Linked DNA regions of Mus musculus: region 1 is linked to region 2. Evidence: chromatin loops called from intact Hi-C (ENCODE). Cell type or tissue: gastrocnemius. All regions are shown on one strand. Links, peaks and the distances in the headings refer to the core of each region. The heading gives the core; the rest is flanking DNA.

Region 1 (15,425 bases), core at 2,985-10,984, 990 kb after region 2:
TCTGCTCATCATCTCAGTAGAATAAACTACAAAACAACCCACTAATTGCCAGAAGCAAGTTGGCTGAACTTATGCCCAGGAAGTTGAAGGCCTCCCCTAAATGCTCTCAGGGTGAAGTTTGTTATGTTTCTCCTATGTGTATGTGAATGTCATTTTTATAATGCCCAGCAAGCTGCTTTCTCACTCCCCTGGCAACCCTTATTAGTTTCTGACACCTTCCCAGGTCTCATCTGACAGGCTGCATCCAGCCAGCTTGGGAGCCTGGTCACACTGGCCTCTAGCTGGGGTTTCTATTTGGGGCTGTCCTGGCTCCCTCCCTTGCACATTGCTACTGCTGTATATGTTCATCTGGATGAAGCTGCCCTTGGCGAGAACTGACCTCCACCTCAGGTGATCCTGAGAAATCTGAGAAGACACCTTCCCTTGCCTGCCTGCTGGAGACAGTCAGCCTCTCTCCCACTGGGACTTTTTGGGAAGGAGACCAGAGGACACAACCATTTACTTGCATTCTGAGGAAGTTTGGGCAGGAAAAGGGAGGCACATATTGGGACATAACCAAACCATGTTTAGGCTTAGGGAATTGATAACACAGGATTATACTCTGGCCAGAGGCAGGTGTTTTCCCCTCTGAAGTATGTTTATTTGCAAGATGAAACTTCTGCTCATCTTTTAAAGCAGAGGAGTTTTAAAGGGACTGAAGAGTCTTGTAGTCAGAGCCAAAATAAGCAGAAAAAACGAATGAACAAACAAACAAACAAAAATTCCACCTTTCTGAGTTATCTTAGAAGATGCTCAGTCACATGTAACTCATCAGATCTATGGAGTCTAAAGTTGAGACCAGAAATCCAGCCCCCTCCAAAAAAAAATCTTTCATGGAGCATTTTATTTGTTGTTAGACATATTCTTTCTCATTGGGTTTGAACTCAAAGCTGTGAGAAAATATTAGTGTGTGTGGAAGGAGTCTGAGTAAGTGGACGGAGTATAAGCAAGGGATGAGTCACATTTTCCAACCGCAATCTCAACATCACGTTTCCCTTTCTCGTCCTCATCTCACATCCCTGGTTAGCAACAGGAAACATTGGAAGGAGGTTGTTTCTACGTGCACTGGCAAATGTCAGAGCAAGGACCGGGGTTCATGCTAAGCTTCTTGTGGCTAACAAGTCTGCAAGATTAGTAACTGCATGTCATGGAACCATCAGGACCCAAGCTAAGAATAAAGGCGGGGAAGTATGTTGCACAAAAGTAGGCTTTTCTTTGAGGGTTGTTCATTCTTGGTCATGATGTGACATGGTGAGCTCCTCTCATTATGTGAAGTTCTGTGCCCCGAGCCTCACTTGAGCCTTTCTTGCTGATGGCTAGCATGGAATCAGAGATTCTTGGCATAAGGTGTAGCTGCCTTCTGAACTTTATTTTGCTTACTTATAGAAATGGTTATGTGATCTTTTCTAGAAATATGAAAATTAGTGAGAAAGAAAGTCCATGGTGTGCCTCTGTACAAATGTGAAGGTTCTGTTTGTTTACAAGTCACCCCAACCTCTTTCCTTGTGGGAAAAGTGTCTGGCCGTTGAGTGATCCAGTGTGGGACTCTAAGTCATTGCTTATGTATGCTGTTACACAACACTGGTGCAAAATTGGAATACCTTGGAAAGAGAACTGTCAGAATGTTCCTAGCTGGGAGTGTCCTTCTGAAGGCAACGGTCCTTCTGTGCCTCACAAGAGGACTTTTCTTCTCAGTTAGCTAGGTAGAGACATTTCCTACCCACTTCATTGAAAGGATCTAGAAGTTTCCACATAGTTAAACCTCCCTTAGCTTTTGGCTTTATGTGTCCATCTTGAGGAGTGATGTTTTGAGAACTTGAAGGATATCAAGTTTTTCTATATTGGTTAAAAATTCATCTGTGTGTGATAACAATTTTATTCCTACTACATGAGGAATAGTTCCCAATTTGTGAATATTAAAACCATTGTATTTCAAAGATACTCAAAACAAAATAGTAACAGATTTTTGTAGGCATATATCTTTTGCAACTTTTAATAAACATTTGACCTTTCATCTAGCCCACCACCCAGCAGAGGTAGTGGAAGAGGAAAGTTATTAGTATGAGAGGGAAGTGGACCTGTTCAGCAACAGCTCTTTGGGGGTGAGCTCGATCTTCTTTGCCAGCATTTGAGTCCCGTAGCAAACACCCAATGTGATTCAGCAGCTGCAGACCAGTCCTCTAGGCAGGCAGACACCACACAGGAACCAGCAGCTGTAGTCAATCCTGAAGAACCGGAAAGGAAAGGCTCACCAACCAGCCTGAGGTGAGGCAGAAGAAGTGACAAGCTGCCCCAAGAATCTCATGAACAGCTCTTTGGAGAGTTTCTCTCGATGGCAGCATTACCACTAGTGGAGATCAACAACGCTATGTAAGGCCAACCAATACATGTGTGTCGTTAGTGAAGAACAGTGAGGCAGAGCCAACCAAACCAATGCTCAATGCTTGTCCCCCATTGTCTGTGGGGTCATATTTATACTCCTTCATTATAGGGCCTTTCACATTTCTGCTGTATCAAAACCTCCTTTCTCCTGTGTTTGCTTCAAGAAAACATTCTTTCCCGTGTCTGCTCCAGCAAAATAGCCTTTCACCTGTGTGCCCCAGCAAACCATCATTTGACATAACTGACTTTCCAAAGAAACTAGAAGTTTCCACTTCAGATTTTTTTTTATAACGTCAGTACACTTTAGGGATCAAATGTTTTAGAGTTGCTGGAGCTTATTATTAATTGCAAAGTATGTGGGGAGATCTGTCTTATTTATTACTGTATTCTCAGTACCTGAAATATGTTGGGCATTTGATGGATATATTTGAAAGAATTAATGCTGATTTAGACTGGCTATGAATTATGAAGATGGGAACAAGAAAGTGATTCCTCTTAGTTCCCAGGGAGCTGGAACATGGGCAATTTCTTCATGCATTAATTCATTCTCTTTACAGCATTTATCCACTACTCACTTGTGCCATTTCCCATCATTCTAGGCAATTGCATCTGAGAGAGCAGAGCCCACCTCCCTATGGGATGAATATTATTAGGATGTGCCAAATGACAGGTAAACACTACCATGGAATCTGAAGCACAGATAGGTGCGATGAAGGAAGGAATTATAGGGATGAGTCAGGTAGAGAATGACATGCAGAGCAGTGGTTTGGGGGGAACCTCTTGGAGGGGATGGTGTCTCAGTGAGTGTCTGAATGACAATAAATTAGAGTCAGATTTCAGGGCCAAGACACCTTAGGTAGGGTCCAACTTGGAGAGATGAATTCAGAGTTTAAGAGTAGGAATGTTACTGAATGATGCCAAATGGCCTCTACTTAGCTAAATCTGATATTTTCCCATGTCTCCCTTTCTATCTTGAAACACGGTTCACTGGTAATGTAGCCTTCCCATTTGTGTAGTTAAAATACCATTTAGTGGTAACAACCTTCTTACTCAGGTAGTTGAAACAAACACATGGAATTTCTTAATGATTGATGCATAAGAAATCAATAGGAGATTCATCTGTAACACTGTTTCTGTCAGTGAAGACCACAATTGCAGTCCCTGCTTACCAGGCAGCTTCTGGAATGCAAGAAGCAAAATCCCCAGGTTTCCCTTGTCTCGATGGTCAGTAGTGATCCCCCGCTTTCCTTACAACAACAGAAAGTTCTCTACCAAGTGTTCAAACCACATTGGAGGAGCAATTCTGGAGTCTCAGATAAATAGTGACAAACAGCTTGTGGGTTAGGTTTTCCTGTGAGCTAGTGACAATGTGCAGGACACATTGGTAAATCTCAGCCAGGGAAGAGGTTGGGAGGTTGGAAGGATAATTTTGGCTGTTGAAAGAAGAGAGACATAGATTGATAGGCAGGCAGGTCTACAGATATGTTGGGCCCAGTCCTGCAAAGGCACTGTGGCTTCCAATAGATGTCACCTACTAGAAAAAAAAACTGTTCATTTTTGTTTGTATTTACAGAGAGATGCTTCTTCGTAAAACAGTCTTGTGTTTATGCCCCCCACCCCACCCCGCCCCGCCACCAGTAGTTCTGAAAATGCAAAGGGATATGATGATTTTACCTCCTCTATGCCATCCTTAGAGGTTGCTTAGGCTATGAAACAAAACAGAAAGTTTCTTCCTGTGCTAAAGATAGTTTTCCATGATGAATCTTTTGAGAGAATAAATGACAAGACACGTTGTGTGTTGGGATCAGGTAAATGGCAAACTGTGGGTACAGTAAGAGCAGCCCAGAGTTGTGTCTGAATCTGAAGCTTTGCTGTTTTCCTGGGGACACCTACTGGACCTCTCTGAGCTTCCTTTTGCTCACCTCAAAATAAGGACCCATGCAAAAGACGGAATTAAATAGGGTACATGGTGTGTCTAGACACTTGGTTACACTGGAAAGGCCCACACCGATTCCTTTCTCTTTTGTTTATGGATGGTTCTTTCAACCAGTCATCAGATTGCTTGTATTGAGGATTTGTGGGATTTAACCAGGATCAAGAGTCTGGTTCTTGAAAATGCTATTGCTTAGTGGGGTCCAGGTAGACATAGAGAAATGTTCAACATATTTTAAGTAGTGATTCTATTCCAAGAACATTTTCTTCCCCCGATAATCACTGTGAAATCCCCGAATTTCTCTCCAAGTGTGTGGGGTAATGGGGAACACAAGCAGGTTGGCAATCCTTGTGCTGGCTCTGGAAACTGGGTTTCCTAGGCCCTGTAGGACCTTTATCACGGGGTGCCAGGGCAGGTGTGTCTGTGAACACGAGGGAAGGAGAGATCTTGAGAGATAGAATTAGGCTAAAAGCAAATGCCTGGGGAACTGGCAGGAGATGTGGCGTTGGTTGCTGCATTACTGGCCAGGGACCTTCCTGGAGAATTCCCTACCATGGATTCATCTCAGTCAGACTCTCAGTAGCATGTCTGCTGGGAGCCGCTAACAACCCCTAATAATCTTGTCTTCCTTTGGCTGTCTCTCCAGACCACTTTTCAGGAAATGTACCACCTAAAATAGCAGACAATTTAGAACCAGTTAAATTTATTTTGAGCAAACATGAAAGGTTTTTTTTTCTTCCTTTTTCAGCTATGTACAAACTTCTAACAGAGCTTTTTAATTTTTTACTTAAATGTGCATGTGCGTCTAATGGAGAGAGAGAGAGAGAGAGAGAGAGAGAGAGAGAGAGAGAGAGAGAGAGAGAGAGAGAGAGCGCTATTGCTCACTCCCAGATTTCAGGCAGCAGGTTCTAAAGGAACTTGTGTCAAGCACATTTCGCTTAAGTCCTAGACTTTTGTGATAATTTAGTAGAGATTTGAGTTCTCCTCGATTTTCATCTGTCCTTTTGAGGTACAACAGCTACTATTTGATATCAGATCTTGGTGTAGAAGTGGTACTTAGCATGCTTCCTTCCGTTTCCTGGAACATATGACTTGTAAAAACACAATTATATTAATATTAAAATGAGTTTAGGGTTCCTGTGCACCCATTTAGAGACGAAAGGGAAGGAGCCTAGATACAGATGAGGTGACCAGAAACCTACAAGTCCACACAAACAAATATCAATTCATTTATTCATTTAACAAATATTGATTTAGTATGCAGTATGTGCAAGTCACCAAGCCAGATACAATGATGAAGGCGATGAGGTTATCCTAGGTATACCTGAGAAACTTGCACTGTGAATGTAGGAGATCTCTATGGAGAGATTGTGTGTGTGTGTGGGGGGGGGGGGCGGGTTCCAGAGGCTATGCAAAAGCTTTTTCTGGAATGACGAGAATCTAAGTGATAAGCAGAAAGTAACCAGGCTAACAACAAAGAAATGGACTTTCTAGGCAGAGAAATAGCACATGCTAAGTAAGGTCTTAAGGTAGGAGGGAAAAATGTCCCGTATAAAGGACTAAAAAACAGTTTTATTTGACTGTAAGGCATACGGGAGATTTGATACGAAGCTGGGGCGGGGTTGGGGGGGAGCAATAGGAAGACTCTAGAGGGTCCTGTGATCCCTGGAAGACATTTTACCATTTAATCTTTAAAAGGTGTGTGGGGAGGGGGTTTGGGGAGAAGAGAGGACTGCAGATACTAAAGTTAGAGAATAGCAGGAACAGCTTTGTGTTTTGGAACTAATTCCCCAGCTGTTACTGAAAGAACAGGGCAAAAGGACATCAAGAGAGATGCTGGAACGCAATATATGATCCCATCTGAAGCCGCAAAAGCAACGTTCAATTGGAGAGAGTTAACTAATGGTGGATACAAAGAGATGCAAGAGTATTTTTGAAGTAGGATTGTAGGAGTTGTTAATGCTTCGGAAACTGTAGGAAAGGGGCAGGATTGACAAGAAGCGCTCCAGTTTTATAATCTGTGTACCACTTTATAGTCTAACAAACAAGGGACTAAGGAGATCGGAGGGAGGAAAAGATCAGTTTAATTCAGAGCTTTAGTTTCTGAGGAATTTTTTTGAGATAGTTAAGGGGGGGCACGTCACATTTCTTCACGGAGAAAGAACTTAAGCATGAACCAAGAAGCTGCATCTTGGAATGACAGAACGGAGGGGAGTTAGAGCAAGATTGGAGAGGGAAAGAGACAATGGGGAAACAGAATACCACAGCTCCCATCACAGCAGAGGGAATGGTTCACAGCATGACATGGCTGAGTGTCACATGCTACTGAGAAGTCAACCAAATGATAATGAAAACATGTCTGTCAAAGTGACTCAGAGGTCCGCGATGATATTGTGGAGCAGGAGGTAAAAAGAAAAAAAAATGAGATTTGAAGCGAGATTGGAGGAAGTGGAGGGGAAGAGATTGAGCGCAGGCAGGCGTGCAGTGAGCTCTGGAAAGTCAGACGCCTAGAAGTTGGGAGTGTTGAGCTGGAAGAAGGCCGGGAGTCTGAGAAGGCTTGTTTCTGACTGCGTGTTGTGGAACTTTGTCCTTAATAAAGAGAACTAGCTAGAAAAGTATTATGAAATACCACTCTCTACCTATCCCTCAATTGATTTCCCTGAATCTTTTATGTGCTGTTACTGTGCTGGGGTTTGAACCCATGCCCAGTATGGTAGGCAAGCACTCTGACCCTGAACCCCATCTCCAGCTCATTACTGATGAGGTTCAGCAACGATATGTTCATGGCTGAACTTGTTATATATACAGGCCCACCTGCTTCATTTGTATTTTAGTGAGCAGGACGTGCATGTATCATATACCCTAAGCCTCATAACTAAAATCATTGAGAGGTAGAGTTTGAGTGTTCAAGAGTGTGATGTTAAACAGCATACGGCAGCTCAGGTTTCTGAGAAGGCAGGAGAAGCATCAGTCAGAGGAGTACCAGTAAAACCGTGACTTTGGGTAACCGGAGGGCCAGCTCCTTGGCCTCTTGCTGGGAGGAGAATGGGGGCATATAGATTTGCACAAGAAGAAAGAAGACTTCATTTAATGGTGGCTGTGGCAGTGTGGTAGCTCCTATGCCTCCTGTTAGTAAGTGAGAAGGTCATGTGTTTTCAATGTTTGAAGAAAGCACAGAAATGTAGACTGTTATATGGAGTGCGAGATTAATACGAATGAGTAGTAGAATATTTACTAGGCAGTATGAAGGGTCCATTAGAGGATAGATTGGCTATTAGAAACACATTCAGTTTACATGCCTGTGCAGGTATATTATCATGTCCAGACTGTTTCACTGTAGAAATGTGTGTGTGTGTGTGTGTGTGTGTGTGTGTGTGTGTGTGTGTGTGTGTGTGTGTTACAGAGGGTGTAGACTCCATATTTGAAGTGTCACAAAAGGAACTGATTTTATTACCTAAAATATGGTAGGGCTGAGGACAGTTCCTCATTCATTGGTTCAGAGCGCCACCTGCTGGAATCCTTGGTAATGTTTACCTTCCCAAACAAAATCTGAAATTTACATTAGAAAAGTCAATGCTTTTGCCTCTAGTGCTTTCTTCTGTGGATTCTGACTTTCAGTTTCTTTTAGGTACCCTTTTTTATTCTTTTGTATTTGTGGATTAAATGTGTTCTTTTCTGACTTGATCTTGGTCTTTAGTGCAAAAACTGTATCTTGTTTAAATGCATTGCTGTCTATAAACCTCATTTCTGCCTTGTAAAAGGAGAGGATAAAATGGAAAAATACCTGAAATGGAGAGCATAGGAAGGATATTGGTGGCTACACCTTTATAAGTCACAGATAATGCAAAATCCACCTTTGTAAATACTAATTGATGTCATTAAGCAATTTCTTGAATTTACATGTTTTTGAGTACCTGTTTCCACCCCATTTGAGCACACTAAATGCACATCTGTCAATCCCCTGTCTAAGTTGGTTCTTAAATAAAATAGCTTGCTGTGTATGATTTGATTTGATTTGATTTGATTTGATTTGATTTGATTTGATTTGATTTGATTTTATTAAGACAGAGCTTTTCTGTGTAGAATAGTCTTGCTTTGAATTCATGGACATCATCATACCTCAGCTTGCTGATTGCTGGGATGACAGGCATGTGCCACTGCACCTGGTATATAATTTAAAAAATGTTTTATTTCAGGTTGCAATACATTTTTAATAATCTTTGAAATTAAAATATAATGACATCATTTCCCCTACCCTTTCCTCCCTCACTTCTTTTGCTCTCCCTCAAATTTAAATTTATGGCCTCCTTTTATTTAATACATAGAACAACACAGTGAAGTTTATATATATAACAGTCCACAAAATATATATGTTGGTATATGTGTGTGTACATTATGCATACACACACACACATATATGTGTATATATATATATATATATATACACACACATTATATATGTAACTTTTATGTATATAATTTCAGGATTGATCACTTGCTATTAAGATACCAAGAGTATTTCTAGGGAAGACTATTTCTCCCACTCTCAGAATTCCTTAGTCACCTGTAATTTTTATCTAGGTTTGAGGCCTCAGGAAGTTTGCTGTAATTCTGTGTCTCCTAGAAATGTCAGAGACCTTGCATCCATGGCTCATCTCACCAACATGGCTGCCTAAACAAGACCTGAAGAACATCACCAATAGGCATGCTAACATGGAAGTGGGAAACCTTAGAAGGTATCAACCCTAGAAAGCCGTCAATCTTAACCTGAGTCCACTGTTAAAAACCTTTCTCTCACATCTTTAGGTCATGTAACTGAAGTGTGTTCAATTTCTAATTTTCATTAAGTCACTCATTCCTTCAATGTTTTTTTCAGCCAATGAGAGATCAGACATAGCTTATTCTAATTATTTTCTTTCCTATAGTTCAGTCAATAACTCTAATGATCACTGTAAATATACAAATTCAGGCAAATCCATGATTTAGAGTATTGCCAGTATAAAATATTCTGAATAATGCTACAAGGGAAAAGTGTGACCATTTACTTAACCAGTATTTGTGAAGTACCTGAGTTGGGTCAGAGTCTGAGAGGCACTAGGGTAAGGTAGGCATGAAGCAAGCATGACCCTGGACCTGACTGAGTTGATGTAGTATGGAAGACAGGTATCATTCAGTCACCCCAGGGCATGATGGGGAATATATTATACTGGAAGTGGAGAGAACTTTCTAGAAGTGACAGGAACTTAGAACCAGGCACTGAGAGAGAAGCTTAATGTTAATAGACAGATTGGGATAGGGACAAGGGCTGACAAGCTCTTTTAATGGGTTTGTTTTAAACCCCAGGGCACATACTAGCAACTAAAAGTATATTATGTGTCTGTATGTGTGTGTGTGTGTGTGTGTGTGTGTGTGTGTGTGTGTGTGTGTGTGTGTGTGTGTGCATGGGTGTGTGTGCACATGCACGTGTGTGCACGCATGCGGATGTGTGCATAGCTGCCTTCCTCCCTGTCTCTGCGTCTCAGTGTCTGTGTGTACATGTATATTCACATGCAGCAGGGAAAGTGACTAATGCTCAGATTTATAGTTCAGAAAGATTCCTCAGGCTGGATTGTGGAGAATGGCTGAAGGGAAGACAGGTTTTGAGGATCATTTTAAAGATAATGAATTATCAGATATGGAGTTGGGCAGGGGAGAGGAGAAGTGAGTCTGAAAGGCATTTCAGATGTTGATTGGATAAGACTTGGTTGAAATAGACTACCGGAGGAGGAAAGCCTGAGTGGGTAAGATTTCTAGCTTCTTGACTTGAGCAAATGGGAAGTACGGAGTATTGTGAGAAAAGGGGGCTTCGTCGTGGTGTCTAGTGAAGAAGGCCACCCCCATCATAACAACACTGAATCTGAGGTGTCTAAGAGGTGCAAGCAGATATACCTGGAAACCAACTGGGTAAATGGGGCTTCAACTCTAAAGGGAAATCTAAGGCAGAGATCCTGGTAGAAAACAGTCAAATGGCCGAGAGCAGATCGATGTTTTAAAAGTGGTCAAAAAATATTTGGAGTGAGGAAGAAAGACTGTCTCAGAAGGAGAACAAGGAATGCCTCATTTTAAAAACTGTTCAAATAGAAGTCAAGAAATGACACTGGCTGGAGATGCTGGGGAAACTAGAAGGTCTGCTGTCAGACCTGGGAAGCAAAGCCGGCAGGTCCTGTGAGACCGCTCCATGCAGAGAGGAAGTTGGAGCTTGGAAGAAAAAAGGAGGCATGCGCGCGCGTTGTCAGGCCTTCTGTAATGTAAGGGATGGAGAGTTGAGAACTGGTAGGGGAAGTTTCCTTTTCCCTTTTGGAACAGAGAGGAGAAGAGGAAGTTGAACCCCTACCAGAACATTAGTTGACAGGCAAGGTGTAGGCTCCCCAACTTGATGTGTCCTGCTTCCCCCTTGAACAAGGGGAAAGTCACCAGCCTGGTGTGTGTGTACAGTTTATTTAATCTATTCTTCCTGGGACAGTGAAACTCATTTTCTTCATTCCTAAGACAGATAGGTCGTCTCTGTCAGTTTCTGTTGTATCTCCCTTCCTGTTGGGTGCGCTTAGATTTCTACGCAGCAGTATCTTTTCCTGTCTGAAAGTATTTTGTCGTGGAAGTCAATAGTTCTTGATGAGATTTAAAATCATACATATAAGTGCTTTCAGGGCAAGGAGCTGGTAAGAACATTTGATTCTGTAAGGTGAGAAAAACTGATTTGGAATTTACAGAAAGGCTTGTAAGAGGTATTGAAAAGACATATATGTGCCAGAAGGGGGTTTTAAAAGCAACTTACAAAGGGGCAGGGCGCAGAACCAGGGAAACTTACATTTTGTTGTGCGTTTTGATGTATAGTGCTCTTTTCCATGTTCCAAAATCGTTTCATAAAATTTACAGCTCTCATTGTCTTGGTCCGTTCAAGCTACTATAACATAATACTGTGGGCTGAGTTGCTTATGGAAAGCAGAAATTTATTTCTCATAGTCCTGGAGGCTGGGAAGTTCAAAGCCAGTGATTTAGTGTCTAGTGGGGTCTTGCTTTCAGGAGTATTGCTGGACCTTCAGAATAGTGGAAAGTGAGCAAGTCCTCTTTCTTATGTACTCTGATCCCATTAGGGATCCCGGAGGAACCAAAATCGCTGAGTCATAGGCTACACTGTTCAGCCTCACAGAATTATGCCTTGTTCCTTTAAAGCTATCCCATCGACTTTATATTTTCATTGCTGAAAATACCAAAAACTTTCCTTCCCAAAAGGTTAGGATTTGAACATATGAATTACTGGGTGACACAAACATTCAGACTCTGGTAGCTGAGGCTGACCCTGGTGGTAGCCCTTGACTCCTGCTGAGGAAGGAGAGCAGAGGCTACCCAAGGGACCACACATATATTTAATATATGTAGTGGAACAAAATGTTCAGAGACAAGCTAACAAGATAGTTCAGTGAGTCAAAAGACTTGCAATCAAGTGTGATGACTTGTTTTCAGACCTTGAAACCTGTGGTGGATGGAGTGACCTGGCTCCTAAAAGTCGTCCTCTAACCACCACAGCTATGCTGGCATCTGTGCTTCAATGCTCATATGCATTATACAGGCATAGCAATAATAGGATTTAATTAGTATATACATAGACCCAAGTTGGTGAGGGCATAAGAACAATTTAAAAGTGTAATTACAGACATAAATACGTCTGATCCTACCAGTCAGCTTAAAATGAGAATATTTCCAGTTTCTTTTGAAGTCTTTGGGCTCAAATTTCATCTCTGCCTTGGTCCCCAGGGTAACCAGCCATTTTCTTAGCACTCCTCACAGTTTTATCTTTATACAGTTCTTCCCAATTTATAGTCTGCTTCATTTTGCATATTAATTTTATGCGGAGGGAACACATTCTTCTCAGAGGTTCTTTTGCTTCTTTCATTATTACATTTTTGAGATCTACTCATGTTCTTGGATGCCCTTCAGTTTATGTTCATTGGTGCATAATACTCTGTTATAAATATGCCACAAAATTTATGAATGAATTCCTTTTAAAGATTGATTTTATTTCTGAGTTTTGTGTGTGTACTTGTGTGTGTGCATGAGTGTATGTGTTTATGTATATGTGTGTGCATGTGTGTATGTGTACATGAGTATCATAGAGTATCAAGAAATGGTGTCTGACTCTACCGTTAGTTGTGAGTCACCCATATGGGCACTGGGAACTGAATTTACGTCTTCTGCTAGAGCCATGTGTGCTCTTAGCTATGAAATCACCTCTCCAGTCCCAACATTAACACATCATGCCTTTGATAGACAGGCCATTTATTTACAGGCAGTTGTTTGGTTTTGTTGTTTCATTATAAATAATGTTGCTGGAATATACTGGCTTCTCCTAGATTGAGTTATTTCAGATTATAAATAATTCTAATCCAGAGCACAGGATTACAAAGTCATAGGTTATATTCCTACCTAGCTCTTGTCAGTAGATTCTTTATTGCTTTTCAGAGTGATTCTGCCAACTGTAGGTTCCATCTTCATTACTGACCATACTGAGACTCTGTGAAGTGCAGGCATTGCTGTCACCCGGTTGCCTCCTGCTGAGATGGCCACGGTGCAGGAAAAGCATGGAGATGCCCAGGCTGGAGACATGTTGGCATGCATCCCCCACCACCTCGTCCCCCAACCCTCCCTCCTGTACCTGCTATCCCTGACTTCCATTTTCAGACAAGAAATATTTCTTACCACTTGAATATGTTCGAAAGCTTCAGAAAGAGGGAAATATTTCTTCTAAGGAATTCAAAGTCAGAAGCAGCAAAGAAGGGGATGTTTCTAAGCTTTGAGGGGTTTGGGTCTTTGTGGAGGGGAGGGAATTAATTTGATAACCATTTGCTCAGTATTCCTAGTCCCAGAGTTGAAATGCTTGGTAGCCTGGAATTCCTATAGCTATGGTAGGACCAGCTAAAAGAACCACCCGGGTTTTTTTTTTTTTTCTTTCTTTTTTCCATAGTCTATTCGGATATGGATGTGTGCATATTATTTACCTAACATTTTGTGTCCTGACATTCAGGTAGAGACTTCCTCCCATTTCCTAAAGCATGAACACCTGGTATCTCTACCTTCCGTCTTCCCTCTTTCCTTCTAGAGGTCAGATATGAGCCTCCAATCCTCACAAGAACCCTGGAAAATTGTCCCAATGTTAGCAATGAACAAACCGAGGTTTAGAGACCGTGTTGATGTGAATTGGAGAGCTTCTGGATGCAGATCTGCCTGGCGCCATCTGTGTTTGTCCCCTCTATCTCTCCCAGACTATCTATTCTTATTCAGTCGTTTGTGATCACGGTACCATGAACAAATGTTTCATACTATCTGAGCTTTGCATTAGGAACGATAGTAAACATTTATTAAGCCATAAAGATTGCAACATGGACTTCTCCCATTCTGATAGGAAGAATGTTGTGGGCTTGCAAGGATCTCTTTTCCCTTGACACTATGATTGTTATTGTTTCTTTTATATTTGTCTCCTAAATCTACTCTCTCTGGTTGAGCACAAGTTTCACTTACTATATAAGCAGTAGATGCCTGCAGTTGGGTAGGTTTTGGCTATAAAGCTTACTCAGGTGTGTAGTCTATCTGTCATTTTCCTTTTATCCGGCTTTGCTGGCATGCTGCATATTTATTCCCATCATGGTCCGGATTTTCAGTGGAAGCTTTCACAAGATGTGCTGTTACCAGCTCACAACATACTCAGGTTTTGCGGTTCCTCTGGGAGAAACAGTCAGGCATGAATGCACAGCCAGCATGCCAATGCCCTGCTCCCTGCGGGCCCGCTGTCACTGCCTCCCAGGCTCTTTACCTCTCCAGTCACACCTCACACTGCTAACAGGGGACTTACAAAAAGAGAAGAGGCATTGTTCAAAGGTAAGAGAATCACCAGGGCATGGTACCTCATGTCTGTGATACCAGGAATCAGGAGGCCACAAAAAGAGGAGCCAACATGATTTCAAGGTGAACCTGAGCTACATAGAAAGACCTTTTCTCAAATAGTGTGTGTGTGTGTGTGTGTGTGTGTGTGTGTGTGTGTGTGTGTGTGTGTGTGTGTGTGTGTGTGTAAAACAACAAAACAGTTCCTAATACAGTGTGGACTTACATTGCTGTATATTTCAGAATCAAAGCCTGGACTCTGACAAGCCTAGCAATCAAGGATCAGCCATCTTTTCTATAAACAGCAGTTAAAGACACAAGCCGTAGCAGAAGCCAGAAAGGAGATTTATTCAGCAAGACCATCGTGGGAAAGTAAACAAAGGAGTCCAATAACACTCATGTTTGTCTTTGCCAAACTGACAGGAGGTTTAGGTTTAAATTGAGAGCAAGAGGTACAGAAAGGGAAGCAGTCCTAGTCAACGTGTGGTCCTGCCTATCACCTACTCGTTGTTGTCTAACCCCTAATCTGTTCTGCAGGGTGGTCCAGAAAAGGCAAATTCCTCCCCTGTTGAGCATCAGGGCTTTAGCCTTTTCCTTTCCCTCAGCCTGAGATTCCTAGGGATTTTTTTTTTCGAGATACAGTTTCTCTGTATAGCCCTGGCTGTCCTGGAACTCACTTTGTAGACCAGGTGGCCTCAAACTCAGATATGCCTGCCTCTGCCTCCCAAGTGCTGGGATTAAAGGTGTGCGCCACCATCACCTGGCTCCTAGGGATTTTTTTTTTATTTTATTGGGTATTTATTTCATTGACACTTCCAATGCTATCCCAAAAGTCCCCCACATGCTCCCCCCCACACTCCCTCACCCACCTACTCCCACTTCTTGGCCCTGTCGTTCCCCTGTACTGAGGCATATAAAGTTTGCACGACCAATGGGCCTCTCTTTCCACTGATGGCTGACTAGGCCATCTTCTGATTCATATGCAGCTAGAGACATGAGCTCCGGGGGGGGTACTAGTTAATTCATATTGTTGTTCCACCTATAGGATTGCAGATCCCTTTAGCTCCTCCATTGAGGGCCCTGTGATCTATCCAATAGCTGACTGTGAGCATCCACTTATATGTTTGCTAGGCCCCGGCATAGTCTCACAAGAGAC
Region 2 (15,425 bases), core at 3,208-11,207:
GGCAGCATCCTGGAGGCAGGAGCTGATGCAGAGGCCATAGAGGGATGCTGCTTACTGGCTTGCTTCCCACGGCTGGCTCAGCCTGCTTTCTTATAGAACCCAGGACCACCAGCCCAGGGATGGCACCACCCTCCATGGGCTGGGCCTTCCTCCACTGATCACTAATTGAGAAAATGCCTTACAGTTGGATCTCATGGAGGCACTTCCTCAAAGGAGGCTACTTCTTCCCTGGTGACCTTGACACACAACACTAGCCAGTCCACGTGTGGAGGTTAGTCAGTGTCAGGTGTCTACCCCAGTCATCGTTTACTTTGTTTTTTGAGACAGGGTCTCTTGCTGAATGTGGAACTTGCAGGTTTAGCTAGACTTTCTAGTCAGCAAGCCCCAGAGAGCCTCCTGTCCTCTGTATCCAAAGGACTGCGGTTACAGCCTTACCCTTGCAAACTTGGGCCCTCAGGCTTCCGCGGCGAGCAATTTGCAGACTGAGCCACCTCTCAGGCTCCTAACCTACAGAAGAGTTTGGTTCAGGTAGTTTTTGAATTGCTTGTCTAGAGGTAAAAACCAGGAAGTTTTATTCCAAAATCTGGCTTTACAAATGTCTCTGGAAGAAACTACCCTGTCTGGCAATACAGTGGTTGTTGCCGGACTCGAAATCACTCCGGACAAACACACAGAGCTGGTGACAGTAGATTCTAACAGTCCCCATGAGCTTCATTCATGTCTGGTGTCTGCTGGTTCCTTGTGGCATTTAAGATTACAACCACTGCTGTTAATGTCTACGATCATCTTGGCAATTGAACAAATTATGAGAATTAGGAAAAACTGAAGTTAGTTCTGAGTTTTCAAGTAAACTACACAAAAATTATAATACTTACCTTTTCAGTTTGTACACTTTCTCAGTCTTTCTTCTTGCTGTATTACACTTGGCTAGAAGCTTTGTAACAAAGGCCAAGCATGCTAGCCCACACCTTTATATTATACCTGTCTTGATGTCTGGGCATCTGACTTTTAAGTATGCAGTAAACATTTTCCACTGTCAAAATATATGTGTTCTATGAGTTTCTGATGCCCTGTGTTTTATTAATATAAGCTGTGCTTGTTGAATTTTACCACATCAAATGACTTCCATATGTATTGATATCCTGTGGCTTTTCTCTAAATTTAATGCTTTATAATAAGATTTTCTAATGTTGAACCACATGCATTCTTTTATTATAAATCCTAACAACATTTAACACTACCTAATGTACCCTAATATACTTATTAATCTAATTTGCCTTTTAAAAATAATTAGGAAATTTGCATCTCATTTCAAAGTAAGATTTGCCCATTGTAATGCCCTCGCTCATCCCTCTGTACTCTGCCAACGTTATCCTAAATGTACATAGTCAAGTCTTCGCTGTTGCTATGGTGAATTTTTTTCTTGCATTAACTGATATGTTCCTTAATTTCTTTGAAAGTTAATTTTCATGTATACACATATGTATAGCAATGACTAATTTTATATGTCATTTGACTGAGTCAAAATTGCAGAGGTAGCTGGCAAAGTGACATCTCTAGGTCTCTTGGGCCTTTGAATCAGTCAACTGAGTGTAGCTCTCCCTGCCAAGGTGGAGCCGTCACTAGCGAGTTAAGGGCCTGCATAGAACACAAAGAGAAAGAAAGAGTAGATTTGCCAAGAGGTAAGAATGAGAGTGCCTATCTTTCTGCCCCTAGGCATGGTCTTGGTTCTTTTCCACGAGGACCAAGACTGGGACTAATACCTTTGTGGGGCCTGGTTCTCAGGTCTCAGGCTTTAACTAGGACTACATACTTCACGGGACTCTAGCCAAAGAAGGCAGCTACTAGGACATTTCTGATTCCCCAGTGGTTTGAACCAGTCCCTCATGAGAAATCATTTTCACGCACATCTTTTCCCTGCATCCATCCTTGCAGCCCTGTGTCTCTGGAGAACCCTAATAGATACTATTTTCTATTTGAATGACAAATAATATTTTGTTTGTTTGTTTATTTATTGCGTGCATCCGAGGGTGTGCAAGCCTGTCACGGCACATGTGTGGAGGTCAGAGGAGAATGTTTGGTTCTTTTCCTTTGACTACGTGGATTCAGGGGTTCAACTTCAGGTTGTCAGGCTTGGTCAGAAGTGCCTATATCCACTGAGCTGTCTCATCAGTCTTTTAAAGCAAAATTAAAATGTGATATAAATCATATATATGGAATAACCTATGGGATGCAATTATGTAATTTATTACTTTCTTCTCTGAGACAGGGTCTCACTGTTTACCTCTCTGGTCTGGAACTTGTCATTCAGACGAGGCTGGCCTTGAACTCATAAAACTCCATCTGCTTCTGCCTTCTGAGTATTAGGATTAAAGGTGTGGGCCACTATGCTTGGCCATTTATATAATAATAATAATAATAACAACCCATAAATCACTACCCAGCAAAGACATATCACCAGTACTTAGAACTTGCTTCCAACTGTACCCCCTTTCGGTCCCCCAAAGGAATCCACTATACTGATTTTTGAAACAATGTGTTCTTGATTGCTGGTTACAGTTTTTACATCTTACCTGGGTATCCTTTAACTAACTGTGTCTTGTCTTATAGATTCGTGTTTGTAGGAGACTCTTTTTGCTCAGTAGTATGTGTTTGCCTCTCACCTGCACTGCCTCGCATCCCGGACTGCACTCGTTTTCACAGCTGTATCATTTTCCATTATACAGATTTATTATCTGTCCTGCGATTGAGTGACACTGTTCCATTCAAGGTTGCAGAAGAGAAATCTGCTATTTTTCTCGGCGTGAACAGCTTATTTTGTTTTGTTTTCTATCTGGATGATCATAGGATTTTTTTTTTTTAAAGTGCCGTTGTCATCGTTTACTAGAATAAATTCAGACAGCTCTTTTAAATTTGCCGGGCGCTCTCACGGTGGCTCTCATCTCGTGCCTGCTCAGTTTTCTCTGTGCTCTCTCCCTCACAATGGACGAGCTTCATCTGTCTAGATGGGGACGGATGGTGGGGTCTCCTGGAGATGATGGGTCTCTGCAGAAATGTTTCAGTCTCAACATGGGAAACAAATTTATAATGTCCTCACTAAAACCACCCTTGAAGTGACATTGCATGTGAGAGGTGGGCGGCCTCACCTAAACCAGAAGGGACCTCTTATGACTATCATGGAACACTCCTGTGTCCCACCTACTCTCCACCCTCACCCCAACCCTCTCACGCTCTACCAGCACCCATTTACCCTCCACCCACACCCTCCACTCCACCCCACCCTCCACACCCCCACACCCCCACCTTCCACCCGATCCCACCCACACCCTCCACCCCATCCCACCTCCACCTTCTCATCCCTTGCCCTCCACCCTCCACCCTCCATCCGCTATCTGCGGATCTGACAAGGCAGCTTTGCCTGGAAGCAAATCTCCACTCTTTTCTCAGTGGTAGCTCCAACAAGCCTAGAGCAGCCTGGGGTCGAGAGCGAGCTAGCAAGCAAGCACTCCAGCCCCAGGTGGTGGTGGTGTTTGACTTTGACAGCCCAGATGGTGGTGGTGTTCGACTCTGGGCGACAGCGTGACTTGTGACTCGCACTCCTCTGTGGACTCTGTCACACAATGATTTGTTTGTTCTCTTCTACCCTGTAGGTCGGTTCATCAGAGAATCCCCAAGGGAAAGCTTTAAATGTATTGGCTTGGGTTGCCCCTGTGGGCTGGAAATACCACCTATTTAGCTTGTATTGATCCTCAAATTGAAAAGTGGGCCTCTTGTGCAGCAAGCTGCCTCCCTGAGCCGGGTAGGAGGGCAGAGTGGACGGAGAGTGATGGGCAGCCTCTGTTTTCCCGTCGGTACCTTGAGAAAAACTCGCGCTTATTTAGCAGGTTGGCAGGGAAACCGAACACTACCCAAGATTTATAGTCGCCCGAGGGACAAGCTCTTGTTTGTGGTGTTGAATAAGACAGTCTCTTCCTCAAAGTCTCTGTACAACAGGCAGGGAGGCCAATCATTTGCCAAACATCTTGTAGAAAAGAAAAAGAAATGCATCAGATGGGAGACTGGACAATGTCCTTAATATTCTTCCTTTCCAGAAATCTTGTGACTAGTGTTTTCTTTGGATGCTCAGGGCACGTGTGTGTGTGTGTGTGTGTGTGTGTGTGTGTGTGTGTGTGTGTGTGTGTGTGTGTGTGTTTATTTCTCCAGTCCTGTAGTCCTGAGTTGTTTCTGCTTCAATGTCACCTAAGGATTTGTAGTCAGACTGTGGTGGGTTTGCCTCATCGCTGCATATACAATATTTTATTGCCTTAAAGGGTCTGACAAATTAGGGATAGCATTCTTTTTGGAAGACTTCTGGTTCAGTTCTCCTCTGTGGGCCTTGAAGGGCCTGTATTAGTCACTCAGCAAGCAGTTAAGGTTTTCTCCTTCCCTCCTGGGAAACAAAAGTGATTAGGAAATTGTGACTTTGCTATTGTTCTCAAGAAAATTGCATTAAAATTTACAGGTACCTTTCCAAAAGAAGACAAATTATACACATTACAAGAAGGGAAGAAAAGACTTGGTGATTATGTCATTCCTCTGAGAGCAGCTCATTGTTTTGCTTGCTACAGAATGTATCCATCGGAGCAGACCTGTCCTTCTGTGGGTCTGTGATGCTGGTAAAGTCTGACCGGGAGAACCAACCTACTGGCCCCATTTCTGGGAAGATAATTGAAAAGTTAGGACACCACCCCCCCCCCTTGAGAATTGTCTGTGCCCTTGGAGTACGGGTCTTCCTCCTTGATTGGAGACACTGGGGGGGGGGAGGGTGCGGGGGGGGGGTGTCCGTGGCAGTGCTCTTAGGTTAATCAGATATTTGAGAAAAAAACTTTATTTTCAGCCAGGACCTGCAAACCACATATCCTGTCTAGTGTTTCTTGAACTATCTAGGATAGGGAAGAACAGGAGAGGTATCGTCACTCTGGTTCTGTGCCTGTTAGAATGTGGCACCTGCCAGCACGTTCTTTCTAACACCACCCAAGTGGGCCCAACCTGAGAAAGAAAACGAGCTGATTGGTGAAGTTACAATGCATACTAACTATTCCCTTTGGTTGTAATAGGGCACAATGGGCAGATGCTAAGAGACAGGGACGTGAAAGCTGTTGACTGACTCTGTGTCCTTGCATACCACGCTAGGCAACAGCCAAGTTGCTCCTCTGCGGTTCCTAGATTTGTGCAGGAGGAGGCTTCTCTGGCTTGTCTGAATGGTCAGGGAGCCTGCAGCTGGAGTCAGGACATAACTGTAACTTCATGGTTTATTTAATAAGTGTGTTTCAGTCTCTTCTTCTGGAAAAGGGGAACAAAATGGGGGCACTTTCTGGCAATGCTGTGAATAATAAATAAGCTGTAGTTGTTAGAAAAACCTCAAGATCAGAGAAAATGATTAATAGTAATTAGTTGGAATATGATTGTTGCCTTACTTGAATATTTGAAAAAATAAATTCCTTCCCAATCTCCAGTAGAAATATTTTTTAGAAATCAAACAAGTTGGTCTTTTAAGAGAAACTGAACTATCGTGGGACACTTGCTGCTATTTTATATGTATGCCCTTGATGATAAAGAGTGGATATTTGTATTAGGACACCTGAATCTTATATACTTTGCTTAACGCAATAGATAATGCCCACAAATCTCTTAATCGCTTCAGTTCCCACGAGAAGAAACACAGCTACACGGTGATGGCCTCCGAGCTCAGCTCTGTCTCGAGTTCTCCCCCCAGAGACTCCTGAAACACTAGTTTTATAGCAAAGATGCCTTCCAGCTAGATTGGCTATAAAAAGATCTCTTTCTCTCTCTCTCCCTCCCTCCCAATCTCTCTCTCTCTTCCCCCATTGACTTTTGTTATAAAATCAGAGATAATATCTCATGGGGGGGTCCTCCAATTGATGGACCAGATTGTTAAAGACCGGGAAGATGACGCACTTGCCTTATCCTGCAGCCAACATCTGAGTTCTTCGCTGGGACTCCTGTTTTTATAGCTCATAAAGATTTAGTGTGGAGCCTTAAAAAGTTGTAGGTGCAGTAAATGTTGATATGGGCTGACCATAACTACACACTCTACACACACACACACACACACACACACACACACACACACATGCATAGATGAAATTTATTGAAGCGTTGTGGAAGTCTTTGCGAAAAGAACTTCATTCAAAAACTTGTATATGTGAAAGGGATAAGACTTGCCTGAATTTGGGTCTGAAGAGGAAGTCACACCACGGGCTAACCTTTTGTAAAGGGGTCTGGCAGTGAGCTTAGTGTTTTGAAGAACATAACTGAAAAAAGCCTCGAGACAAGGTACTTAAGATGGAACGACCTACCCAAATCTGTACAGCTAATTATGGAAACCCAGGACCAGGACTCAGTACTTTGGCTGTGCTGGGAGATATTAAAGCTACTTTTCTGTTTTCTCTTCAGGAAAAGAATTTGTTACTCCGGAGATCATATTATTTAGTCCCAACCTGCTCCTTTTAGTTCCAACCCAAGATGGCTGCAATACTACAAACATACCAGTAGGTGATGCTACAGGCTACGATATTGTATGTCTGTCCCGAGCTGACTTTTACTTGGAATTTCATCATTTGGGCGTCTGAAGACTCCTTAGAATTCCTGCAAATATTTGGGGGAATCCAAAAGAAATATGAAAATTAAAAACAAAACTATACTATAACAGTGATCGAAAATTTAAAAGGTTATATGACTAGTAATACATACAAATCTTAGTTGAAATCAGTTTTTAACAGGTAAAAAAGGGGGGTTATTTTACGCTAAGCTCCCCAGATAGAAGCAGAGTTTCGCTGTTCCAAGTGGCTCACATCTTCATTTTGTTCAGCAAAGCCTTCCACTGTGTCAGAGACAGAACTCTGAGGAATTAGAGAACGAAGTGAGATCCAGAGCACATTGCCTAGCTGTGCTATCCTGGACTGGTTCTTTAACCTCCTCTGGCTTTGACCTAATAACACGATTACACCCTGCTGTGAGAATGAATGAGATGACGTGTGAAAACAAAGATTAGCTGTCACCATTAACTACCTTTCTTTCTTTCTTTCTTTCTTCCTTCCTTTCTTTCTTTCTTTCTTTCTTTCTTTCTTTCTTTTTTCCTTCCTTCCTTCCTTCCTTCCTTCCTTCCTCCCTCCCTCCCTCCCCCCTCCCTCCCTCCCCCCTCCCTCCCTCCCTCCCCCCTCCCCCCTTCCCTCCCTCCCTCCCTCCCTCCCCCTTCCCTCCCTTCTTTCTTTGTTCTTTCTTTCTTTCTTTCTTTCTTTCTTTCTTTCTTTCTTTCTTTCTTTCTTTCTTTCTTTCTCAGTTAGAAACCTTTGAAAAATACTGACGACTTTAAGTTTTTCTCTTTAAAAACCTGGGAACTGGGCGGGGGGTGGGACTTAAGAGGCTGTGTGGTTGGGTTCTCAAATCAGGTTTCACAATTTCATGATACAATACAATTATTTATGTAAAACCGGACACTCCACTCCTAATCTCCTACAGGTGCACCTTGCCCCCCTCCACTTAGGGGGAACCTGATATTTCTTCTTTGGGTTTAAGAAACTCTCGGAATGCAAAGCCATCCTTTTTATCATTTATCGTGCAAAACATTCCGCTTTAGTTTTAAATGTAGTATTCGTTTGTTCTATTTATAAAAGTAATCCAGAACAAATTTGTTAAATTCTACCAAGTGATGTGCTTATGCAAGGATTCTATTAACACGGCCAAAGAAGTTTAATCAGTAAATACAGATGTTTTCCTAACTTTCCAGCCAGTGAGCCAAGGCTTTGATTTACCTGATCCAATGCTTAGAAAAAAATATTTTGGTTAGAAAAGTTCCAGTTTATTAAATAGCCGAGCAGGCTACTGAGCCCTGGCTTCCAAGAAGTAGCAGTGTTTGGTGTGAGACCTTATGGTACTGACTGCTTTGATGAATTAGACGGGTCTCTCAGTTTTGTGGGCCCACCCTCATTTAGTTTTATCTCTCTAATGATAAAAAAAAAAGTCTACCATGTAGATATGTAACCCTAGCTTATTTTGAATTCATGGTTCCCTTGCCTCAGCCTCTCAAAGTGATGGGATTAGGTCATGCAATTTCACAGTGATAGAATTCCATCCCAATGCCATAAACTCTAATCACAGGAGAATATATAGATTCTGGAAACAACAAGCCAAGGGTAAGTTAGTTGATTGGATCTTTGATTTTCTGGCTATTTTGAAGATTTCCATACAGAGAGGCTATCAAGAACCACGGGCCCCAACACTTTTTTACAAAGTGACCAAGACTTCCCTGTGGTCCTAGAGACCGCTATTGCTGCTTCTACCGGCAGGGGGTGCAGCAAGTGTTTCCCTTTCAAGATACAAGGGCCACATTGATTAACATGTGGTCTAGGGACCAAAGACTTTCTAGGGGAATCATGAAATAATTTTAAGTAAAAATAAGTGTAATAACGAATATGCAACCAGGATTTCAGCCTAGATTACATTTGCTTTTATATGAACACATAACTGAATTAGAATAATAGTTTTTGCTAAAGGAGGAAGGAAAACACAAATAACCAAAGTGTCTCCGGCCCATGAGCAGAATAACTAACCCCAAATTGTACCTCCAAACTCAGAGTTCTAAATTTACTGTAAAAGGCAGGGGAAGCAGAGACTGTGGGAGGGGGGAAATTCCCACCTTCTCCTGAGGCTGACACTCTTCTATATGCTGGGCTCTGGAAGGCTGTAGGGAGGAAGCCTGGACCATCCACATAGTTTTGAGTTGTTTGGCCCAAACTGATAGGTCAAATAAAGATATTTCTGACCTTACGGCTATCTAACTCTTCATCTCTAACTCCTTCCTGAAGCAGAAATAGGCTCTAAAACAAAACAAGTCTGGGCTAGACAATGCATGGTCAAGAAACTGGATGCCTCCTCCCCATCCAGGCTTCAGGCAACCCTACTTCAGGCAAACTATAGATGAGTCAAACTATAGATGAGTCAGTTTCCCCCTCCTCAGGGAGTTACTCAGGAGGTCTCAGAGATTTCTCTGAAGGACACACGAACCGACAAGAGCCCCACCTTCTGCATGAGTAGCAGACCTTGCTGGTTGGCTGAGGACTGAGGGAGAAAGTTCCAGACATCGTGGTCTAATGCCTCAAACCCTGCTCTGGCTGCCAGCGGGGAGTACCTGTTGATGTGTTTATAAAAAGAGAAAGAGAAGAGGGAATATGTTCTAAGGAGATGTGGTGAGGTATGGGGGAAGGGTGTGCCTCAGCAGGCCCATGCCAACACATCCCTTCCCCTGAGGGACCAGCCACACAACAGTATAGTATAGAATAGAGTTTATTCAGGGCATGGGGAGGGGAGTTAAGAGGGAGAGAGAGAGAGACAGACAGACAGAGAGAGAGGGAGAGAGAGAGAGAGAGAGGCTGGCCATGATCACGTGAAGAGAGAAGGGGGAAGACAAGAGAGAGGCAAGAGACCAAGAGAGAGAGAGAGGAGAGGGCAAGCAGCCCCTTTTATAGTGGGTCAAGCCTACCTGCCTATTGCCAGGTAACTGTGGGGTGGAGCTCAGACAGAATGCTAACACTTGTACCCCTTGGTCTGTGGTTCCACAGCCTAGGGTCTTCAAAGGTTTTCTTTCCTAAGCGGGGTGGGGTGGGGTGGATGGGGAGTGAGAGGGTGTGAGTGGTGTGCAGGATAGCAGGGAAAACTGGGAGGCCTGATTGGAGGGGAGAGGGATGAAGAATTTGACCACTAGGTGGCGCTAGGCGACCAGTCAGCGGCTTGCAGCATTGAGAGCCACAGTATGGCAATGAGGGGGTCTTGGAGTCTGTACCTTCAAGAGTTTGGGCACCAGTGTCCTTCCATTTGACCCCAAAGAGGGGGGGGGGCTCCTTCCAGCAGCGCAGGAATAGGCAGAGGATGAAGAGTCATCCTGACTGAGGGAGGCAGCAGAAAAGCCTGGGGGATGGGGAAGTGTTGGCTGCGGAGATATTTCCAGGTCCCTTGCTTCTCGTCTTTTTGAAGAAGCAAATTCAGAAGAGACATATGCAGTTTCATCAGTTTATTTAGCAAAGTTAAGCAAAGCAAACACTCCAGTGAATTTGCAGTAGACAACCTCAAGATGCGAAGCAACCCAGCATGTTCTGATTGTGGTTTATAGAAGTTTTGGGGTTTGTTGTTGTTGTGTTGTTGTTGTTTTGTTAATGAATATTTAGGAGGAGGGTGATGTATTGGTAGGGTTAGGTGGCACTTTGCCTCTCCAAAATCATGGTGGACCTCTTAGGCTATTTATTCTCACGACCTTCCTCCTGTGTAGTGTAGAAACTACAATGTAACAATGTTATGAGAATGTTAAATGTTTGGAGGATCCTTGGTTAGTGCGTATGTGTGGGAGAATGCCCCCGCATCTTGGTCTGTGATACCGCAGAAACAACTATCTGTACCTTTGAGGGTCTCTAACAACAAAGTAACATTCTGACTGTCTAGGGAGCAGGTGCAGTTTTCTAGCCCTTCGTGTCTACCTCCTTGCCCACCCAGTTTCAGATGGGCATAGTGTGATAGCAACTTAGGGCAGGAGAAGGGAAGAGAGCTGGACTTTAGTGCTTTGTAGCATAAGAACCTATTAGGGAGATAGGTGTGAGATCTGTCTGTGGAGTGAGGCTTAATCAGGATGTAGGTGCGCTTACTCATTTCCAAAGATGTCACGCCCACTACCTCCTGCAGAATAAGCTTCATCCATTATGTGAAGCCCCTAGGACCAAGTGATAACTCTCGTTGCTTAACTACTGCCCCATCCTTGTAGCACCAAAGACACCCTGGTCTTTTCACTAGGCTGACCCTGGTAGGCCACAGGGAAAAGTGCTCTAGCAACACCATTCCCTTGTCCATTTATGGCTGTATCTTTTGCCTTTGGTGGAGCTAGGCCTGGAGACAGAAATGAATAATACATAACCACTGCCTTCAAGGAGCTCAAAGTCTGGTGGGAGAGACAGAAAACAAACAGGCTGTTGGCACACAGTGATAACTGCTGGGCGGGAGGTGTGCCCAGAAGGTGGTGGCAGCTATGACTGGTACTAGGACAGGGCTGGCATTCCAGGGAAGAGAAGTCTTGAAGGGCTCGAAGGTGTTAGCCAAGCAGCAGCCAGGGAAGGACACATAAGTTTCCACTGCCACAAAAGCAAGTGCTTGGGGCTGCAGGTGGGTGTTGCAGGCAAGTGTTGCAGCAGGTGGGAATGGGTTGTGTCAGCTTGACACAAACTAGAGTCCCTAGAAAAAGGGAACTTCAATTGAAGAGTTGCTTCCATCACACAGGGACATGAGGCATTTTCTTGATTGCTGGTTGATGAGTGAGGGCCCAGCCCATGATGGGCAGTGCCACCCCTGGGCATGTGGTCCTGGGTTCTACAAGAAAGGAGGCAGAGCAAGCCGTGGAGAGTAAGCCACTAAGCAGCACTCTTCCATGGCCTCCACATCAGTTCCTGCCTCCAAGATCCAGTCCTGAGTGTCTATCTTGTTGTCCCTCAACGATGGGCTGTAACCTATAAGCCAAATAGACCATTTCCTCCCCGAAGTTGCATTCAGCCAGAGTTTGATCACAGCAAAAGAGAAGCAGAGTCTGACACGTGTTAGACCAGAAACTGAGCGTCAGAACACAGAGAGGCAAGGCTGGTTATGCCAAGGAGTCAGGCTCTCTCCACTGAAGGACTGGGGCGTTGTGAGATCCCCTCATGCTGAGAGAGATACACACAGTAGGATATGGATGGCATGGTGACTTCATCAGGGAGGAGAGGAGTTGGGAGTTGGCAGCTCTGCTAGAGGGCCATTGCCAGCAGGAAGTGATGCGAATCTGATAAGGGCTGGGAAGGTGGCTTGTGAGGTAAACTACTTGCTTCCCAAGCATGCCTTCCGATCTCCAGGATTTACAAAAAACACTCAGGGGGGGTGGCATGCGTTTGTAATCCCACTGTTGGGGAGGCAGAGATGGGAGGATACCTTGGACCATCTGGTTCAGTGCCTCAAACAATATGGTGGGAAGTGAGTTTGGAGCTCCTGGTCACAGAGGAAGGAGTCCACGCACGTCTCAGGGATGGAAAGGGCTTTCCAACACTCCTCATCTTGTCTTTCTAGGGAGGCAAGTATGCAGGATTGTATCCTGTTGGCTATGGTTGGAAAGCTCACACGTGCATGCATGTGTGCTTGTGTGTGTGTGTGTGTGTGTTTGTGTGTGTACAAGTGTATGTCTGTGTATGGGATGTAGGAGAGGAGCAGAGGGCCCAGGAAGCCTAAGCTAGCGACTATAATCCAGTTAGTGAAAGGGTGGGAAAGCCAAAGAGGTTTGGGGTAGAGAATTAATTCCAGGCTGGTTAATGATTCAGTCTGGTAAGGGCCTAGTCTGAAGCACAGAGTGAGAAGGGTAGCCTGGGCTACCCAACAAGAATCTGTACGTATTACTTTCCTGTTTATCTATCGGCACAGAGTTTTTCTGTGTAGTTCAGGCTGTCCCGTAACTCATGATCTCTTCCTGCCTGTGCCAAGTTTGTGCCAAGTGTCACTGTGCCAACCAAGCTTGTACTCGCTGTAAGAGCAAACCTCAGAACTCTCCTGCAGACTGGCAAGGCAGTCTAGACGGATAGGTAGACAGCCTGGGATGGAGGACGGACCTTCTTCCCTTCCTGGCTCTTTTACCACTAAGGTGGGTGACCTTGGGAGGGGGACTTGACCTTTCTAGATTTTTCTTTTGTGAAATGGCAGTGGGCCCCATGTATGGTAGCGAGCTCAACATGAGAATCTTCTTTAAGATTGTATACCCCAGTACCAGTCAGGCCAGAGAGGGCGAGCCACTGAGGTAACAGGGGAAGGCTTACAGCGTAGAGATGCTCAGGCAAATGCTAACTCCCTCTCACGCAGCTCAGATTTCAAACATGGTTTAGTCCCAGTCCCCTCCACTTTCCTCCACGTGCCCTCATGGCACATCAAGATTGTTGCTTCTTCTGCCATCGGTCATCAGTAAATGGTGCCCGGTGGCTCCCAGCCTAGACACTGAACTCATTCCCCACCCTCCTCCGAGCTTTGGAAATGCTGGGGTGGGGGCGGGGCTTGTTTTGTTTTTGTTTTTTTGTTTTTTTTTCCTCTAGGAGATTTTTACCTTGTTGGTTAACAGTTCTCTTACTTGGGTCCTTGAATATATGCTATCATTCATTTCACAAATGTTCTGCTTAGATGACAGAGAGATCTACTTGGACTGAAACACACACACACAAACAAACCAACTCATGGCACTATCTATAGTCCTTCAAGGAAATGATCAAGATTTCACTGTAAGTCAGGTAACTTCACTGACTTGATAACCTAGATTTGAACCCCCCCCCCCGGGGGGGGGCCAGGAACATCTCAAAGGGGTTAGGAGCCCTTATTTGTCTAGTTGTGGGGCCACTGGCTCTGCCTCCTAAGAGCTTGGCATGTGTCACCGTGCCATCAGCTGTAATTGAACACTTCCCATGCGACATGTCTTGAATATAAAAGTAGTGTCTTGATCCAAGTTTCTCTCTTTCTCTCTCTCTCTTCCAGTAACAGATAAGTACAGAGGTGAGATTCATGCATTGTCCGCTCAGTGTTTGAAATCGGTGCCTCACACTGATGTCACTGGACCTGAAGTGGTGACTTCCATGTTCCTTCCAATGTCAGAGCCCTCCCCCACCCTCCCATCCCCCACCCCCCCACCTCGCTGATGCACCTGGCAGACACTTCTTGTCCTCAGTTCCCTATCAGTCTTGATCCTCAAGGCCTCAGTATTTCCTATCCAGTTCCCAGGGCCGCAGAGGGTGCGTGACTTCCCATGAGAAGGGAAAATTACAGTGTGAACTAAATGGCTCCCAGGTCTAGGCCTACGTGGAAATCCCTCCTGTTGAATGCTCTGAGCAGAAGTTTAACCCTCCTCCAGCCCTGCCGGAGAGAACTCCATCTTGACTGTGGATTTTTATTCTAGTCTCTCCTCCCAATAATCACATATCCTCATTTTATCTTCGATCAATCAATTCTTTTCTAAGTTCATAATAAGTTAAAAACTTATTGGCAAAGACCCAGTCTCCAGACGAGAACCCATCCTTGTAGCATAAACTTTGTAAGATGCTGTTCAGCCTGGGACACTCTCCTAATGCAATACATGTATCTCCTACATATTTGATCTCAGGCTGAGTCGATGGTCCCTTAAATATTTTATGTAGATAAATGGCTGACATAAATATTTTTGGAAAACTAAGCATTGAGATTGATAGATTTTATCAAATTTTATCTCCTGTTAAAATTCATGGGCCATGAATCTGGCCAAATGTCAACCCATTTGATTGAATACTACTGAGCAGATACACATGATATAAATCCAGAAAATGCATGGTGTAAATCCAGAGCAGGCGTCACCCACATTTTGGACCTAAGGATCAATCGTCCATTAGTTGGCAGTTGCTTATTTCGTCTTTGTCTCTTGGCCTCTTTGAAATATATGCTTCAGACCTTAATTATAGCTGTTTACAAACCTGTTTTTTTTTTTTTTCTAAGTCTATCATCGAGAACTGGGAGGTGAAAGAAGCGTAGGGATTTGCGTGTAAATAGTAAAAAAATTATTTTGTAACAAAAAGAATGGTTTTGTTTGTTGTTCTCACATCTTATTGCTTAAAAAAACCACATTTTTTCATAAAATTAATAATAACTTATTTCAGAAGACTTGGAAGAAGCACATAGGCACAAAAGTGAAAAGAAAATGTCATTGTAATCCCAACAACCAGAATAGTTGATGTTAGTATGGTGGAGGAGGCTTTTCCAGTCTTTTTCTTTTTTCACCATATATATGTGGAAATATGAGGTGCAAAGAAAAAGACCTACATTTACACACGTGTGCTGTGAGCACTGAAGGTCCTTCTGCCTTTTAAGGATACGATCATCTCAAGGAAGACTTTTTTTTTTTTTAAGAGAGACATTCCTAACAGGCTCATGAAGTTGAATAATGATCACTAATCACCCCTATACCAGGACATGGTAGGAAGAAAAGAACCTCAAAATATCCTAATTCATCTTCACAGAGCAATTCGGATATTGAGAATTTGCTGGCTGCTCAAGGGATTGTGTGTGGGGCTCGGAAGATGGCTCAGTGGCTAAGAGCACAGACTGCTCTCCCTGAGGATCTCAATTCCCAGCACCTACACCAGACAGCTGATAATGGCCAGTAACCCCGGCTCCAAAAGGATCCTCTGTGGGCACTTGAATTTATGTATACATAACAACCCCCCCCCCACACACACACTCTCCACAGCAAATACATAATTAAAATAATAGAAATGTTTTTTAAAGAGAGATTGTGTGTACTAGTTTCTTCTGCTTCATAGTAACCAAAATGCTTGAAAGAAACAGCTCAGTGAAAATAT

The links. A loop is a pair of places that touch in the nucleus more often than their neighbours do. Peaks named below come from ENCODE experiments on the same cell type or tissue, not always from the same donor. Only the 100,000 strongest peaks of a DNase experiment are listed, where the experiment ranks them.
Region 1: it touches region 2 in a loop (7-fold over the local background); 27 of 42 quality-filtered maps call a loop at or near these places.

What each region holds. Positions count from the first base shown.
Region 1 is chr1:173,390,943-173,406,367 of GRCm38, forward strand. It overlaps a transcript of Aim2 not described here. Among named protein-coding and RNA genes, the nearest start is that of n-TRtct5, 8.3 kb to the left of the region's middle. In gastrocnemius, for the core only: a CTCF peak has its summit at 7,880 (motif pointing left); DNase peaks (open chromatin) are centred at 6,702 and 7,852.
Region 2 is chr1:172,402,663-172,418,087 of GRCm38, forward strand. No RefSeq gene overlaps it. Among named protein-coding and RNA genes, the nearest start is that of Pigm, 34 kb to the left of the region's middle. In gastrocnemius, for the core only: CTCF peaks have their summits at 6,548 and 8,342 (motif pointing right); DNase peaks (open chromatin) are centred at 8,342 and 9,766; H3K27ac peaks cover 240 bases.